Linked DNA regions of Mus musculus: region 2 is linked to region 1. A link is a loop called in an ENCODE intact Hi-C map of the cell type or tissue named here. Cell type or tissue: heart. All regions are shown on one strand.

The links. A loop is a pair of places that touch in the nucleus more often than their neighbours do. Peaks named below come from ENCODE experiments on the same cell type or tissue, not always from the same donor. Only the 100,000 strongest peaks of a DNase experiment are listed, where the experiment ranks them.
Region 2: it touches region 1 in a loop (2.4-fold over the local background); 4 of 42 quality-filtered maps call a loop at or near these places.

Annotation. Positions count from the first base shown.
Region 1 is chr14:31,246,177-31,254,176 of GRCm38, forward strand. Phf7 (PHD finger protein 7) reads right to left here and starts at 5,139. Exons shown (of 11, transcript NM_027949.2): 1 at 4,529-5,139; 2 at 3,432-3,541; 3 at 2,819-2,871; 4 at 1,867-1,958. The coding sequence starts at 3,472. It overlaps Bap1 (Brca1 associated protein 1), which reads left to right and starts at 5,313. Exons shown (of 17, transcript NM_027088.2): 1 at 5,313-5,478; 2 at 5,574-5,603; 3 at 5,724-5,778; 4 at 6,752-6,884; 5 at 7,280-7,399; 6 at 7,857-7,918; 7 at 7,991-8,000. The coding sequence starts at 5,442. In heart, CTCF peaks have their summits at 3,971 (motif pointing left) and 4,994; a DNase peak (open chromatin) is centred at 5,225; H3K4me3 peaks cover 2,377 bases; H3K27ac peaks cover 2,406 bases.
Region 2 is chr14:31,127,788-31,135,787 of GRCm38, forward strand. It overlaps Smim4 (small integral membrane protein 4), which reads right to left and starts at 1,143. Exons shown (of 2, transcript NM_001308091.1): 1 at 846-1,143. The coding sequence starts at 996. It overlaps Nt5dc2 (5'-nucleotidase domain containing 2), which reads left to right and starts at 3,302. Exons shown (of 14, transcript NM_001374087.1): 1 at 3,302-3,589; 2 at 6,952-7,136; 3 at 7,243-7,317; 4 at 7,551-7,606; 5 at 7,707-7,800; 6 at 7,899-8,000. The coding sequence starts at 3,370. In heart, CTCF peaks have their summits at 1,129 and 3,126; DNase peaks (open chromatin) are centred at 684, 1,224, 2,844, 3,234 and 8 weaker places; H3K4me3 peaks cover 5,185 bases; H3K27ac peaks cover 5,646 bases.

The DNA of each region.
Region 1 (8,000 bases):
GAATGCATGTCACAGAAAGAGCTGCATGTAAATGTTCTTAGGTTTAGTCACAAAAGTCCACCAAACTGAAACAAATCAAATGTCTGTCTACCAACTGCTGAAAAGAAACTTCAGCATATCAAGCAATTTTTTTTTTGGTGGGGCCGGGAATCATTTCAGCACCATATGTGAGCTAGGCTTAATGGAATCTCTGAGTCCACAGTGGGAAAGAGATTAGAGGAGGCAGGAGAGAGGAGCTGACATGTGTAATTAGGACCCATGGTCAGGTCAGGCTCCTGCAGGCAAACTAGAGAGAGGGAGACAGGCCAAGCAGGAAGGGAGATTTCCTTAAAGGGTGGCAGTAAAGAATTCCAGGAGCAGAGTGAGGAGGACTCGGGGAAAGGGGCTGTAAAGGGGAGGATTCCATAGCAGAGGGATGAAATGCAGAGAAGGAACAGGTGAGCATTAGGACAGTGTCTTAATCTAAGGGCATCCCCAAGGGATCAGTGGACAGGTGTCCCTTGTCCACTTTGATGGGGAGCACAGGATGGTGTAGGGAGGCTTGCCTGGCATACTGGTATGACTTTTATAGCAGGCTCCAGACAGGGTAGGAAGCTCTCGGAGGACATTCAGTTGAGGGAGGAGTAAGTAGAGTAGGTAGAGAAATGGCTGGAGATGTGGACTCCAAAGTCAAATATAGTGGGTAGCAGGAGCCAGACGCTGCAAATGATATACACTCAGTTTGGTTACAAGGGACAGAGCCCCTCTAGGATGGGACCCTATGCCTCCTCCCATGTTTCTGCAGCAGATGTGAGTGAGACCACTGAATGAGAGGGCTATGGGTGCAAAGGAATGCTTATTGGAAATATGAACCTGCTGTGTGACGATTTCCCCTGTGATAGACAGAGAACATGGTAATAAGGACTTAGCTTTTGGTGAAAGGAAGGTGAGTTAAGCCTGGGAACTAGCTAGCATGGGGCTTTGATCTGTTGGAGGCTTGTTTAATAGGGAATCAGATGCCCTTTCTGGAGATAGGTTGCTGGGAGAGGGGTGCAGATAAGAAAATAAAGACTTTTCTTGACAATTAGAAACCCACTTTACCAGGTTTCCAAGTTTTCTGAGGAATGCTGATCTTAAGTAGCAATCCTTCTCTTTAACTGCTCAGAGTCCAGACTGAGCAGGGCCTAACAGAAAGAGTATAAACTATATGGTGTAAGTGGTTAAGAGTGCTGGACCATGTTTGAGTCGTAGTTATCCACATGGCATCTCACAGCTGCCTGTAACTGGACTTCTAGGGGATGCTCGCTTCTGGCCTCTGAGGGCACTGCATACACATGGTGCACAGACATGTACAGGCAAAGTACATAGTCATAAAATAAAAATAAATATTAAGATTGGTTCATTTTATTTTTCAGATTATCTTATTTAAAAAGTGTAAGGACAACCCAAACAAGTGTTTGTCAGAGGGAGGAAGGGAAAGAGAGGCTATGATTGTGAGAAGAGGTTTTGATTGTTCACGCTTTATACCATCAAGATTTTAGACCATACCATTTATTATTTTAAAAATGGATTTTAAAATATTAAAAACAGCTGGGCGTGGAGGTGCACACCTTTAATCCCAGCACTTGGGAGGCAGAGGCAGGCAGATTTCTGAGTTCGAGGACAGCCTGGTCTACAGAGTGAGTTCCAGGACAGCCAGGGCTGCAAAGAGGAACCCTGTCTCGAAAAATCAAAAAAAAAAAAAACAAAACAAAACAAAAAAAAAAACCAAAAAAAACAAAAAACTATATGGAGACAAACACGGCTATAAATTTAAGGCTAAATGCAAAAGCAGTTTGTATAACAAAAGTGGTAACACATTCAAAGCAAAGAGAGTCTTATACTTACAAGACAGAAATAATGGACACAAAGATTGTCTTTCTGAAGAAATTCTCCTAGTTTTTCAGGATCACCAGGTTCTTGAAGGCATAGAAGGCAAACTGAAAGAGTGAACATTAAGAATAAAGGAGTGACTTAAGTTGACCACTAAGAACTAAAAAGTGGGGGGCTGGAGAGATGGCTCAGTGGTTAAGAGCACTGACTGCTGATCCAGAGGACCACATTCAATTCCCAGCACCCACATGGTAGCTGACAACTATCTGCAATTTCAGTTCCAGGGACTCTAACACTCTCACACAAACATATACACAGGCAAAACATCAAAAACAACCTAAGATAGCAAGGAGTCTAGAGGCTCTTTTACTTACAAAGGGGTTTTTATCTAAATAAAATGTTCATAAGTAAACAAATATCCTAAGTTGGAAGCGCATTCACTACACGTAGCCTATCAAACACCAAAGCTCAGCAGCACAGCACATTGCAAATAGTTGTTTCCTATCGTGTTTGTACGGCTGACAAGGAGCTGTGCCACCACCCAGAACTGCAAGAGAGTATCATTAACTTGGGAAAAGATCGAAGTCCAAAATTTGAAGTATGGGTTTCTATTGAATGCATCACAATGTGAAAACAAAACAAAAATTAAAACCCTGTAGTCAGGAAGCATCTTTATTGACAAGAATAAAGGTTAACTCCTAGTGGGTATCAGGCCTTGAGGTAATTTTGGTCGCACTGACAGAGTAGGGTGTGACTAAGTACTTCACACTGTTTTGTTCTCAACTGGCTTTAACTAAATTCTTTCTTGAACCTCAGATACGACATGCTAAAACTTCAGACACCAAATTCTTTGGGACCTTAGAGAATCTGGGAAAGAAGTAGGGTTGGCAACGAAAGAGCACCATGGGAAGGGCCTTCTTTGTTAATGGCTGGAAGCAGGAACTCAACTCCACCTCCACTCTCTTACCAGGACTTGAAGACAGCTTCCTCTGTGTTACCTTCTTAGTCCTGATAGTTTTTCTATAGAAGAGAAAGAACAGCAAAAGTGTTGAGGACCCTGCTGACAAGCCTTCTACTTTTATTTTCTTTTGCCAGCTTCCCAAGTACACTAAAATGTCCCTGAAGTGCACTGTTTTCCAGTGACAGGCACTACTGTTGGCAACTATCATGAGTTTAGTTCAACACAACATTCTAAAAAGGGAGTACTATTTCTTTTTTGTTTGGGCTTTTGAGACAAGGTTTCTCTGTGTAACTACCCTGGCTGTCCTGGAACTCCCTCTATAGACTAGGCTGGCTATATAGCCGGCACTCAGAATTCCGCCTGCCACCTCTGAGATTAACCCTGCTCAGAGGAGTACTAGCTCAGGCACCACTGAGATTTAAATAGTAAAGTTCCACAGCTGCCACTGAGCCACTGGGGACAGCACTGGGAAGAGAGGAGGGCTTCTTGGGGGTGGGGGAAGGGCTCTGATATACGCTTTGTCACTCTCTAACCCTAGCCCAAGAGTATGTTAAAGGAAGCAGAAAATGCAGCGTGTATCAAAGGAATTTCCCCAACTCCTTCAGGTCACCTACTCTACCTCAATCTTGGATGTTTGTTTTTTTCTTTTAAAGTCTTCATTCGTTTCCGTCTGTCCTTCCTATCTAGAATTCTTCTGTGCTATTATGAAGATAATGCAGGCTTTTCCAGCTACAAACATAAACGAAATAGGTTAGCAATTTAATTTTACATTTGGTTATCAAGTTCTACAAGATCAAAGCAACAGTATACTTCTCAACTCATTTGATAAAGGGGTTATAGACAATATTAATGCTAGTGATGGCCAATAGTGATTAAATGGTTCCAAGAACCGTTTAGGCACTTAACAATAGGCACACTAATAACCCTTATTTTCAAGTTGAGGAGACTGAGTTAGAGAGATAAACGTCATGGCCAAGGTCAGAATCAGTGATCCTAGGTGAGATTTAATGATTACAAAAGCTGACATCAACTACGGTGTTATAATTTTATCTCATTGCAGTATCTCATTGGAACCGGGTCGGATAGATGGTTAAGAGCACTGACTGTTCTTCCAGAGGTCCTGAGTTCAATTCTTAGCAATCACATGGTGGCTCCTGTAATGGCATCTGATGCCCTCTTATGGTGTATCTGAGGACAGCTATAGTGTACTCATATACATAAAATAAATCTCTTTTTTTGTTTTGTTTTTCGATACAGGGTTTCTCTGTGTAGCCCTGACTGTCCTGGAACTCACTATAAGACCAGGCTGGCCTCGAACTCAGAAATCCGCCTGCCTCTGCCTCCCAAGTGCTGGGATTAAAGGCGTGCGCCACCACTGCCGGGTTTGGACAGCATTTCTTAAAAGACCTCAGTCAATTAGGTCCCTCCAGAGATATACTATACTTCAGTATCCAGAGCCTCAAGTCAAGGCTGGCGATTCTGAATCTCTTCATGAATGTCAGACTTTTCTAACTGCTAACTGCTTACAAGCCATCAAAACTTCACGCTAGCTTTTCCCAACACAGGAGATGCAGTTGCAGAGCTAACATCAGTTTGTTTTCTTACTAAACGTGGATGGGCTGAGATGGGTTGGAACCTTTCCGTGTCCCCACGGGGATCTACTTTACTTCCTAGTATGTTGGCGCTAAACCCGACTGTGTTAAAATAGAAATAAACCTTGAGATTTCAGTTCTTTGCATCGCTGGGACACGACGTTACTTGAGTAGTAGTCTGTGCACACTGGTAGTTATAAGATGGAATCTTCAAAACAGTTGAGGACGGTCGTGGCAAATGCAAGCTGCTCAGTCCGCGATTTCCTAACCCGGCGGATGCTCGCTCGAAACGCTTACCAAGTTGTATCACTGGATAAAAGTGTTGGGTAAATTAAAAATATATTAACGTGTTCGGTCCCGCCGCCGCAAGAATAAACGATTTATTTGGAAAATACGTCAGTGTGGCCACAACCGTCCCCCAAAGGTAACAGTCAGAAGAGGGCTCAAGGAGCATTCCGCGCATGCCAGGGCTCCCTTGCCGGGCGGCTGTGGCGAGGCCAGGCTGGAGGCTGCTTCCGCTGCTCGCTCTCACGGAAGCTACGGGCCACCGCTTTCAGCCCAGGCTGCCCACCCAGCTGTCGCCGAGGGCGCCGCTGTCCCGGAGCTTTAGTCGTTGACACAAGACGTGGTAACTACTTCACGGGCGGCCGCCCCGCGCGGTGACTGCGCCGTCGAAGGAGGCGAGCGTGCTGAGGGGGGATGGGGTCACGCGGACTGTGGCCAAAACGAGGACCGCTAACGGCCGCGCGCCCGCCCCGCCCTCCGCACGTGCGCGCCCTCGCCTCGACGCGCGCGCGCGTGCATGCCCGCCTCTGTCTCCGCCTCCGCCCCCGCCGTTCGGCCGGCGGAAGACCAGCCCCCGGGTTAGGCTCGTCGTGTGATGATGACGTTGTACGTCCGGCGCGGGCGAGTGACGCGGCGCGGCCCGTTGTCTGTGCGGGGCTGAGAAGCCCTAAGGGCGGTGGGCGCTCCCGGTTGGGGGCGGCGCGGGTTTAGCAGGGCCTGGACATGGCGCTGAGAGGCCGCTCCGCGGGAAGATGAATAAGGGCTGGCTGGAGCTGGAGAGTGACCCAGGTACGGAGGGGCCTCGGCGGGCCGGGGGCTGGGGAGGCCGGATGGGCCCCGGACGCACCTGCATGACAAATCCCTCTTCTTGTCGTCCCACCCAGGCCTCTTCACCCTCCTGGTGGAAGATTTCGGTAAGAACCCCGTTACCCACGACCTTCGGTCCCTGGCTGGTGTGGATGTGGGGGTTGGTCCTTGAGTTCTCGCAGCAGAGCCTGGGACTGCCCTGCCGACCTCTCCTTTCCTGATCGTAGGTGTCAAAGGGGTGCAAGTGGAGGAGATCTATGACCTTCAGAGTAAATGCCAGGGGTGAGTGGCTGGGACGCCCCCTTACCTCCGGAGGGCCGAGAAAGGGCAGGGGAATAGTACCCCATTCAAGGGAGGCAGTACTAGAAAACCTGAGCTATATAAAATATCACATAAGAAAGTGTCACTCTTTGTGGGTGCCCTCTTGGACTTTTCTTTTCTTCTCAGTCTTTCCTCAGTGTTTCTCCTTAGAAAGCTGTAGCCCTCCTTTTAACCCTAAGCACTCGTGGAGTACAGTTGAGCTGCCTTTCTGGTTTTGCAGCCGGAACCCTCCGTTGCATAGTGTTGCACCTTTTTTGTAAGTGTACAGTCCATTAATTACATCACCACATGTGCTGTGCCTTTAATCACCACACAACATTTGTCCTGACCATTAGTGGCGCTCTCCTCTAGTCCCAATGCTTGGGAGGCAGAGGCAGGCAGATCTCTGAGTTTGAGTCCAACCTACGCTACTTAGTGAGACCATGTGTCAACAAAACTGAACACAGTTGTCCTGTATTGATTGGTTAGTGTGAGAAGGCCTTTTTTAGGTACCTAAACTCAGAGTCTTGTTTTGGAAATCTATAGAATAGAGGCATAGAGAACCTAACTGCTTCCAAGGGAAGGAACTGGTTTGGGAGTTCACGCACTATACTCATTTTACTAGGACTGGAGGCCGAGGTCCACCAGTGAGTTGGTACTTAATTCTTCATCAACGTTTTTGTGCCTTTTATTGTGTCCCTACCTTGCTCCATCCTGGGCCAGCAGTTCCAGATTTCCTTCTTCTCTTGCCTAGACCTCATAGACCGAGTGGGGTTTGAGAGCTTCAGGCTCATACTTGACTGCCTGTGATAGGCTTCTGGGGTTTGAGGTCTCAGAGCCATGTTGGATACAGTTTGGTTAAGAGTGAGGGACTCAGTGCAAGAGCATTTCAGTGCAAAGGATTAGGGAGAGAAAGAAGGGGATGCTGATTGTCATCTGCCTCTTGCTTCTCTAGGCCTGTGTATGGATTTATCTTCCTGTTCAAATGGATCGAAGAGCGCAGGTCCCGCCGCAAGGTTTCTACGTTGGTGGATGACACGTCTGTGATTGATGATGATATTGTGAATAACATGTTCTTTGCTCACCAGGTCTGCTGAGTTCTGCGCTTGTTTCGGGCCAGGATGCTATTTTTGTCTTTGTTTGTTTCTGGTATTGTGTGGAAGGTGGCAGTGGGGGAGCAGGAAGAAGCGCTAGACTGGAACCAAGAGAAACTGTTGCAGAAACCCTGTGGCAGACAGACCTAACTCTTTTTCATTAGAGGGAATACCTCTGTAGTTGGTGGTGTTTTAGTACATTCTCCATGTCCCTAGATAGGAGGTATTTTAGTTGGTTCATGTTAAATGAATAAAGACTGGGTAAGACAAAGGAAACTAAAGGATGTTGACATCTTTCTTTTTAGTCTTCATTCTCAATAAGTGTGGGCATGGGGATGTCTGGGGTAAAGAGTATATGAGGTATATGAGTGATTGTTTTTGATTTATAGCTGATTCCCAACTCTTGTGCCACTCACGCCTTGCTAAGCGTGCTTCTGAACTGCAGCAATGTGGATCTGGGGCCCACGCTGAGCCGAATGAAGGATTTCACCAAAGGCTTCAGTCCTGAGGTACGCTGCAGTACCTTAGATCATGCTTACAGATGGCTGGGCACATCTGATCCTCAGAGCTATTGGTAATGCCACTGCATGGTATCTGGTATTTTTTGGTCATTTCTTTTTCAAATGTTTACTAACATCTATTTGACTCATAAGTAATGTGGAAGGTAGTTGATTTTAGGCTTTGCTGCTAAATGAGATGATAGAAGGAAAAGACTTAAGTGATCTGGGTCAGACCTTTTCTGTTGTGTTGCTCCCCAGTAGTCACTGATGGCTGTGCACGGCCAATATGGCCCATCTCTGTAGGAAATCCTAAGCAAGGTCTCATTTGCCACCACTGCCCTTTCAGAACGGTCATCTGTGCTGCTTGGGATTCCTGGAATGCCTCTAAGCCTGCTTTATGGAACTCTTCCCCTATTCAGAGGCTCAGCTGAGAATCTGTATTTATGTAGTCTTCTTTTATTTTTAGAGCAAAGGATATGCAATTGGCAATGCCCCTGAACTGGCCAAGGCACATAATAGCCATGCCAGGTATGTGAGAGCTATGGTTGCTGATGTGGGGTCGGGGTGGTGGAGGATGTCTCTGATTTTGTCCTTTTCCAGGCCAGAACCA
Region 2 (8,000 bases), 120 kb before region 1:
TCTGGTGTGTCTGAAGACAGCTACAGCGTACTCAAAATAAATCTTAGAAAGAAAGAAAGAAAGAAAGAAAGAAAGAAAGAAAGAAAGAAAGAAAGAAAGAAAGAAAGGAAGGAAGGAAGGAAGGAAGGAAGGAAGGAAGGAAGGAAGGAAGGAAGGAAGGAAGGAAGGAAGGAAGGAAGGAAGGAAGGAAGGAAGAAAGAAAGAAAGAAAGAAAGAAAGAAAGAAAGAAAGAAAGAAAGAAATGAATGGAGGTTTTGAAAGAACAACCTAAAATTCTCAAATGGTAAGTTACATGAGAGGCAGACAAAGGGCCCAAAGGTTGGGAGAAAGCCTGAAAGGAACTGGCAGTTCCAGAGGCCGTTCTCAGAAATGCCAGACATTCTTTTCACAGTTCTAGGTCAAAGACATAACCTAAGGAGAGCGAGTGACCAGTAGTAATTAGCTAGGACAGCCGGGATAACTTCCTCAGGAGTTTGGGCTAAAGCTCTCAAAGGGCAAGGGCCTTAACCTGAATTTCTGAGCTATATCTCTGAATTTCCCTCAGGACTGGTTCCTCTTCCACATGCGATTAATCCTGTTCCTTAGGCCCAAAGTCACCAGCAGGGCCAAGGACAGGCTACAAAGACCTGCACGGCCTGACTAGAGGCACGTGCCCTCTTCAAATGCCGGAAGAGGAGGAGGGCTGGATGCCAATGTGAACAAAATACAAGAGCCCTAAGGGCCTCCTGCCTCGCTGCACGAGAACTGTCAAAACACTGTTCCTAACGCCCAAAGTGAAAGGAACTCTGCAACTGAATGGATCGCATACCCACGGGAGAAACGGAGGCTGCTGCACCCTCACTTACAGAAGGTCTCCTGGCCCACGCGCACTTTAATCATGATCCACTCCATCGCACCTCCCAGGACAAAAAAGAAGGGCAGGAATCTGTAGATGCCGAATCGCTGCTTGCCGGGCACTCGCTGAAGAGCTCGCCTCACCTGGGCCCTGGAGAACATGACCGAGGCCTCCCAGTGGGGTAGGGACGGAACCAGGCAGACTGGTGTTCCCGGAGGCAGTACAAATAACCCTGCGGACCCCTGCGTGTCCGCGGAGTCCCGTGGACTGAGCACCAAGACTCGACTGCAGCGCCACAGCCCGGCCGCAAGAGTTAGGTCGCGGAAGTTAGGACAGACCCAAAGCCTGGTCGGCTCCGCCAATCAGAATGTGGCGGGACTCTCAGACTCTCCAATCAGAGTGCTGTTTGAGCGCGCGTGCTCTGTGAGGCTGAGTCGGTCTGAAGAAGCCTGCGCACGCGCCTAGATTCTGGAGACGGAGAACCTTCGGGGGGCGGGGTCTCCAACGTGGCGTGGCGGCCCCGCCCTCGACCTGCTCTCACTGCTGAGGCTCAGAGTTTACTGCCGCGCCCCCTACTCTGCCATCGCCATCTTTTTTTGTAATACCCTGACCGAGGTGTCGACCCTTTGTGAATGAAATCAGCTAAAATGCAGTTTCGTGACACTCCTTCCTTTTATTTCTGGATGTGACTGGTTTGACTTGGATTCTAATACAAACATAACTCGATATGCATTTTCGAAAGCTGAATTTTATCGTCGCAGCAAAAAGTACAACTGTCTATAACAAACATGCTAAAATAATATAAACCTATGATAAGTGGGAAATTACCGTTATTCTGGTAACTTGTAGTGTTTTTAAGCATCACAACCAATAGTTACAGAAGAGGATCAAGGTAAAGAGTGACTTCGCTGTCAAACCACAACCCTATCGGCACCCTTGTAAGATGAGCCTTTCTATGATGCTGTGAGAATTGACAATCTAAAAGAATTAAATGGCCTGGCAGTGGTGGCATATGTCTTTAATCCCAGCACTTGGAAGGCAGAGGCAGGCGTATCTCTTGAGTTCGAGGCCAGCCTGGTCTACAGAGTGAGTTCCAGGACAGCCAGGGCTACACAGAGAAACCCTGTATCAAAAAAAAAAAAAAAAAAAACAGAATTAAATGACAGATTGCAGCGAGGAGGCCTGGTGGGCCCATGCCAAGGTATGCCCCTGAGAAATTATGCTGTGCAACAAATCTGGTATGAAAGGAGTTTATTGGGGAAGGAATAGAGGCAGTGAGGGAACCATGAAGGCAGAGAAAGAGGGGGGGGGGTCATAAACAGCTGACTAAGCGCAGCCTGCCTGGAGGTACCTACTGGAGAAGCCACACACAGTGAACGCCTGGCACTTGGTGCCATTTCTCTTGGATCTGAGGACTGAAACTTGTAAAGTGTCATCCACTTGGAAGGAATCCACATGTGGCCAGGTCTTCACAGCCCACCTAGGTCAATGGACCTACAAGGGTCCACCCATAAGCCCACCCTTCGGCATCCATGACTACCCAGACCAGAATCTGATACACCCGATCCTCAGCATAGGTACAGGCAAACTACAAACGTACACATTACACACAACCTTAAACCCAACAGCCACGTGTGTTCAGTTGGGCAACTCACCACCAACAATGGACATTGGGCCCAGCCTTTCCTAGTGTACACCTGCAAGCTAAGAAAACAGAAGTGGATGGAATGAAAAGAATTTCATTGAGACAGCGCTTGAAAAAAACCATGGCAATTCAACTGGGGGCCTGCACCGTCTGGCCCATCCTTTTACAGCCGCCAAAACCTGGTGGCTGCAGTGATCCTGGCCCACAGCCAGAAGCGTATGCCCAGTAGATAGGCTCCTCATTTAAGTCGATCACCTGGGTTGGGTACCAGGCAATACAAAGAAAATGCTGCCTCAGCAGGCGTCAGCTGCCCATCAGGCCAAGTGGTCTTAGCCAGCTTGGGACTGGTACTGAAAGCAAGTAGAGCTCTTGTTGTCTTAGCGACCTCAGCTCCAGTGGAACGTGCAGTCAGTCAGAAACTGGGGCAGGGGCACGAGGCCCCGGGGCAGGAGAACTGGTCTGGAAAGAATAGGACAGAAGAGCAGGGGAGGGGCAAAAAGACCCTTGGGCAAAGGAAGAGCAGTACACTCGAGCGCTCTTGCTCCTCGGCCGTCCAGGATCTCGCGGAGACCCGGGGCTCTGCGACTTCCCGCTCAAGGGAGGAAAGGTACCGCCATCGCCACCGAGACGACCAAAGGGGGGCGCAGAGCCCCTGAGCCGAGCAGGGGACAAGGAGGCGGGGGTCGGAGCCCGCTCCGCCCCGTCCCGGAGACCTCCCGCCCCCTGGGCCGAGTGGTGCGTCCATTGGCCGGATGGGCTCCGCGCGCCTCCCCCATTGGCCGGCCGCCTTGAGAAGCACGCGGCCACGGTGGCGGGCGGGCAGTCGGAGAGCGGCGGGCAGGCGGGCCAGCGGACGGGCGGAGGGCGGCCGGGGCAGCGCGCAGGGGGCATGGCGGGTGCCGGACTGCGGGCGACAGCTAGGCGCTTGCTGCTGTGCAGAGGCCACAGCGGACCGCGGGCCGCCTCGTCCTCACCCTCCTGCCCTGGCTGCGGCCCGCCGGGTCCCGGAGCCCACTGCCCCAGCACCCCGCGCTCGGCGCCCGCAGACGGCGCGGACCTCAGCGCGCACTTATGGGCTCGTTACCAGGACATGCGGAGGCTGGTGCACGGTGGGTGACGCCGGGTGGGCAGTGAGCCGTAGGTCGTCAGACGAACGGTGCCCAACAGACGGCCAGGGCACCGACCGGGGTGAAGGACGCTTGGTGGGGCTCGCCGGGGTCCCAAAACCTGAGGGCTAAATGGCGTTTTAGAAAAGGCTCCATCGGGTTGTTAGGAGGTGTCTCTGCAGGACACCGCTACTCCTGGGGCGAGTGGGGCTTTTTGTCTTCTGGCGGCAGAAGCTTGGAATGCCTGGAGCGGCCGCTGCGCACGCGGCCCCCATGGTCTTGCTCCTGAGTCCAATCTGCGGGCAGTAGCGGTAGAACCCCTCCCAGTCCCTCGTTCTCCTCTGGCCCTTAGTTGCAGTGTGTGGACAAAGACTGACTGAGCCGTGTTCACAGATGGCACGACGTAAGGTGACACCAGACGGACACTGCAGGCACCTCTTGGCTTGTCTCTGGCGGTCTACTGCACTCTAAACACTCGGAGGAACAGAAAAGTTACTGTAGCCCCCCCCCCCCCCCTGCAATCCCTCGGGAGTTGCTATATCTCAGATAGAACTGCACAAGGCACTTAACCCTCTCCTAATCATTCCCTTGGAATGGGCTGATGAGGCTGGAGATCTGAGCGCCGAACATCTGTCCATTGGTCTGGTGGGGCCCTGCCTCTTCAGCCGATAGATGTGGTCTGGGCTGTGACCCCTATCACTGCCCAGCAGGGTGGCCCTCGGCTTCACACCCTCTGAAGACCCTCAGTGTTCTGTCCCAGAATTTCGTTGATGACTCAGAAAGAACAAGGCCAAGCAGGAGCCTGGGGACCTTCTGCAGGAAGCCCCAGAGGTGAGGTGGCTTGCATTGTCTGATAAGACAGAGGAGCCCTGACAGGGAGGTTCCAGCTGTGACTGGACTAGGGTTTCCACTCCAGCTGTGAGGAGAGCTGGACGCTGGCCAGAGTTCACCTCTTGACGTGCTGCAGTCAGATTACTTGAGACCTCTCAAGAATGGTTGCTCTTAAGGATTGGGAATATTGCAGGGTGACCAGGATTATTTAAGAAGTCAACGTTCTGCCCCTAGTGTAGACCCTCTGAGTGGCCTGAGAAACCTACTTAGGATGTTTGGGGGAGGGGGACACTACTGAGAATATCCTTCAGGACTCTTCCTCATCTTCAGGCCCTTACATGCTCTGTGAGTTCTTGTGTGCAGGGTCACTTCCACTGCCATGCCAGGGTGAGCTAGCTTCATGCCTCTGACCCCTGACGCCTGCCCGCCCGCCCCCCAGGCTAGGTTTTAGGGCCAGGGCTAGTAACCCTTCAGAGAGCAGTGGAGAAGGGCTGTCACCTAAACTGCTTGGCCTCATGGGATGAGAAAGCTAGGCAAAGAAGAGTGATGAAAGCGGGCGGAGTGGCCTGAGTGTGCATCTCATTGGGTGCCGGGTACTGGGTGGTTTAACTGGGTGCCTTTACCAAGCTTAGTTCTCTGGGCACCGGAGGTGGCAGTGTGACTTCTTCATGGAATTGGAGGAGGGAAGGAGATGAGTTTTAAGATTCACAAGTGGTAACTACCAGGGCTGTAGAACCTGAAGAAAGGAGGTCAGGGGCTTGACAGTAAAATCATAAACACCGCAGACCACCTCTGGTCATGGCTTACCCACACACCCAAAGCTCTGATTTCCTTGGTCCAGAAACGGGGAAAGTAAGCAGGGAAAGTGGGCTTCTTGCCCATCCTACTTGTTCCCAGGAGCGTTTATATGACTCTGAGAAGACCCTTAAAAGCAGAGCCAAGACGTAGTCAGAACGCTGCAAGCTTGGACCCACAAAGGCCATGTCTCTGCTTCCTGACCCAGGGGTTCTGTGGACACAGGCAACTCGTAAACAAAGTTGTCATCCAGGAGTGGAGGGAGGGTTGTGGAACTATCCAGCTGTGTGGGCAGCTGCGGCCCAGGGTCCTGTGACAGCGAGGAAAGGGTGTCCCTGAGGCTGCTCTGTAGAGAAAGCACACACATCCCTGTGAAGATCCACACTTGGCAATCTTCAGAAGTGCTGCTCTGTACTGGCTGGCTGAGGCCGCCCGAGGAACCAGCCACACCTGTTCCCACACCTACACCCTGTACTTGACACTAATGGAAATGGGGGTGGAGCCCTGTGTTCCAGAGGGGCCTCTGAGGCAACAGCCCAGCACGTAGAGGAGGTGTCTGCACAGTGCAGCAGCCGCTAGACATGATGTGGAGCCAGAGAATCTTGCTTTGTGATCAGGATCAGTGTGGCTGATAGCTTCCCTGGAGACTTGGACATCAAGTCTCTGAGACCGAGCCTCTTCCTCCCTCTTCTCTTTCTTCTGCTCTAAAAGTAACCTAGGGAGTCCCAGGCAGGGCTTTTGGCTCAGAGGCACGTCTGATCCTGCATATTGCATAGGTTCGGAGCAGAAATACTACACGAACTAGGTTGGTTCTGACTTTGTTCCCTTAGCCTAGGGCTAAGTTAAACGTTCTTGAATTCACAGACATGCAAGGGAGGACCTGATCCTGCCTGACTCACTTCCCCATCACATCGTGTCCTCCTTCTCCGTCCACTTTACCCACTCTCCAGATGGGGAAGACAAGGCAGACGAGCCTAGGGCCCCAGAACCTTCTTGGCATAGTACAGGGCTTAGCTTCCCTCTGTGAATCTTGTTGAAGCTTTTATGATGATCACCAGAAGAGAGCTGGCTTGTGTCCCCAAAACCCGACATCTTCCGTCCCGACTGTGGTAATTAGCAATGTTCCCTGGCTGAAAACCGGGAATGTCATTATGTGGTCTGGCAAGCAGTTGAAATCCGATTAGAGGGGCCTTACTCTCCCGGCCTATGGCAGGTGTGCCAAGTTGGCAGCCCCACGGGTTCTCTGCCCCTGTAATGTTCTCAGGCCTCATCCCCAGCCCTGGGTAAAGTGGAAAAGCAGCATTCATGGCCTCCGCCTCCAGTCGGATCAGAAAAGAACAAGCACCCTATGGGAGGAGTCCTCAGTCCCTGCACTCCACTTGGACGGGGTTTGAGCGTGGGGTATGACTCTTCTGAGGACTGCTGCCAGGGTTCCCACATACCCATGTCTGGTAGGACTTAGTAACCAGCCTGGGAGAAACCCAGGTCCAGAATCCGTGGTGCACTGCAGGTGATTAACAGAAAAGGGAGGCCTGTGACTCTGACCCAATCCCCAGAGGAAGCAGGCTAGCCCATTGCCAATTCTGCCTTACCTTGGCCCATTCCTTCTCTGGTGTCTACTGCAATGGCCAAGATGTCTCGTGGGGCGCATGGGGGCGGGTAGCCACAAGCACTCGGGCCGTTTGCCGTAACTGAGACAATGGTGATGGTCCTGCCTTCTTGGTTCTCCTTCCCTGTAGACCTTCTGCCCCCTGAGGTCTGCAGCCTCCTAAACCCAGCAGCTATTTATGCCAACAATGAGATCAGCCTGAGTGACGTCGAAGTCTATGGCTTTGACTACGACTACACGCTGGCCCAGTATGCGGATGCACTGCACCCTGAGATCTTCAATGCTGCCCGGGACATCTTGATAGAGCACTACAAGGTGAGACCAACAGGACCGAGTGTGACCTATGCCCCAGACTGAGTCCTGGGGTTCCCCTGGTATCCTGGGCTGGGGGCTAGCACTGCTACTGGCTTTTTGCCAACAGTATCCTGAGGGGATCCGGAAGTATGACTATGACCCCAGCTTTGCCATCCGTGGCCTGCACTACGACATTCAGAAGGTGAGTGGCTAGGCACTGACTGACCCCCTCCTGACTAGATGTGAACAGGGCCAGCTTCTTCAACCTCCATCTCTCCTCATCAGACCACCCCCACTTCAGTTGTAGCTTCCCGCCCCCCCCCCCCCAGTAGCATCTGGTGGAGTTTTTGTTGCTGAGGGTTGGGAGGTCCCAGGAGAAGCTGGTTCAGGGCCAGCAACAGACACCTCCCTCACCACTGGCCCTGCCCCCTCCAGAGCCTTCTGATGAAAATTGACGCTTTTCACTATGTACAACTGGGAACGGCCTACAGGTTCGTGCTGGGTCCGCCCTCATCCTGCCCTTGTCCCTATGCTATACCACTGCCTGGGCTCAGGCTGAGGGCATCTGTCCCCGACTCACCCCCAACTCAGGGGCCTCAAGCCTGTGCCGGACGATGAAGTGATCGACCTGTACGGCGGCACCCAGCACATCCCACTCTACCAGATGAGCGGCTTCTATGGCAAGGTATCCCACACCACCTTGCCCTTGCCCGAAGCACCCAGACCAGAGATTTTGATCCCGCGGTCCTTGGCATGGTGGCTGAGAGTGAACTCCCTCCCCAGGGCCCATCTATCAAGCAGTTCATGGACATCTTCTCGCTCCCAGAGATGGCTCTGCTGTCCTGTGTGGTGGACTACTTTCTGGGCCACGGCCTGGAGTTTGAC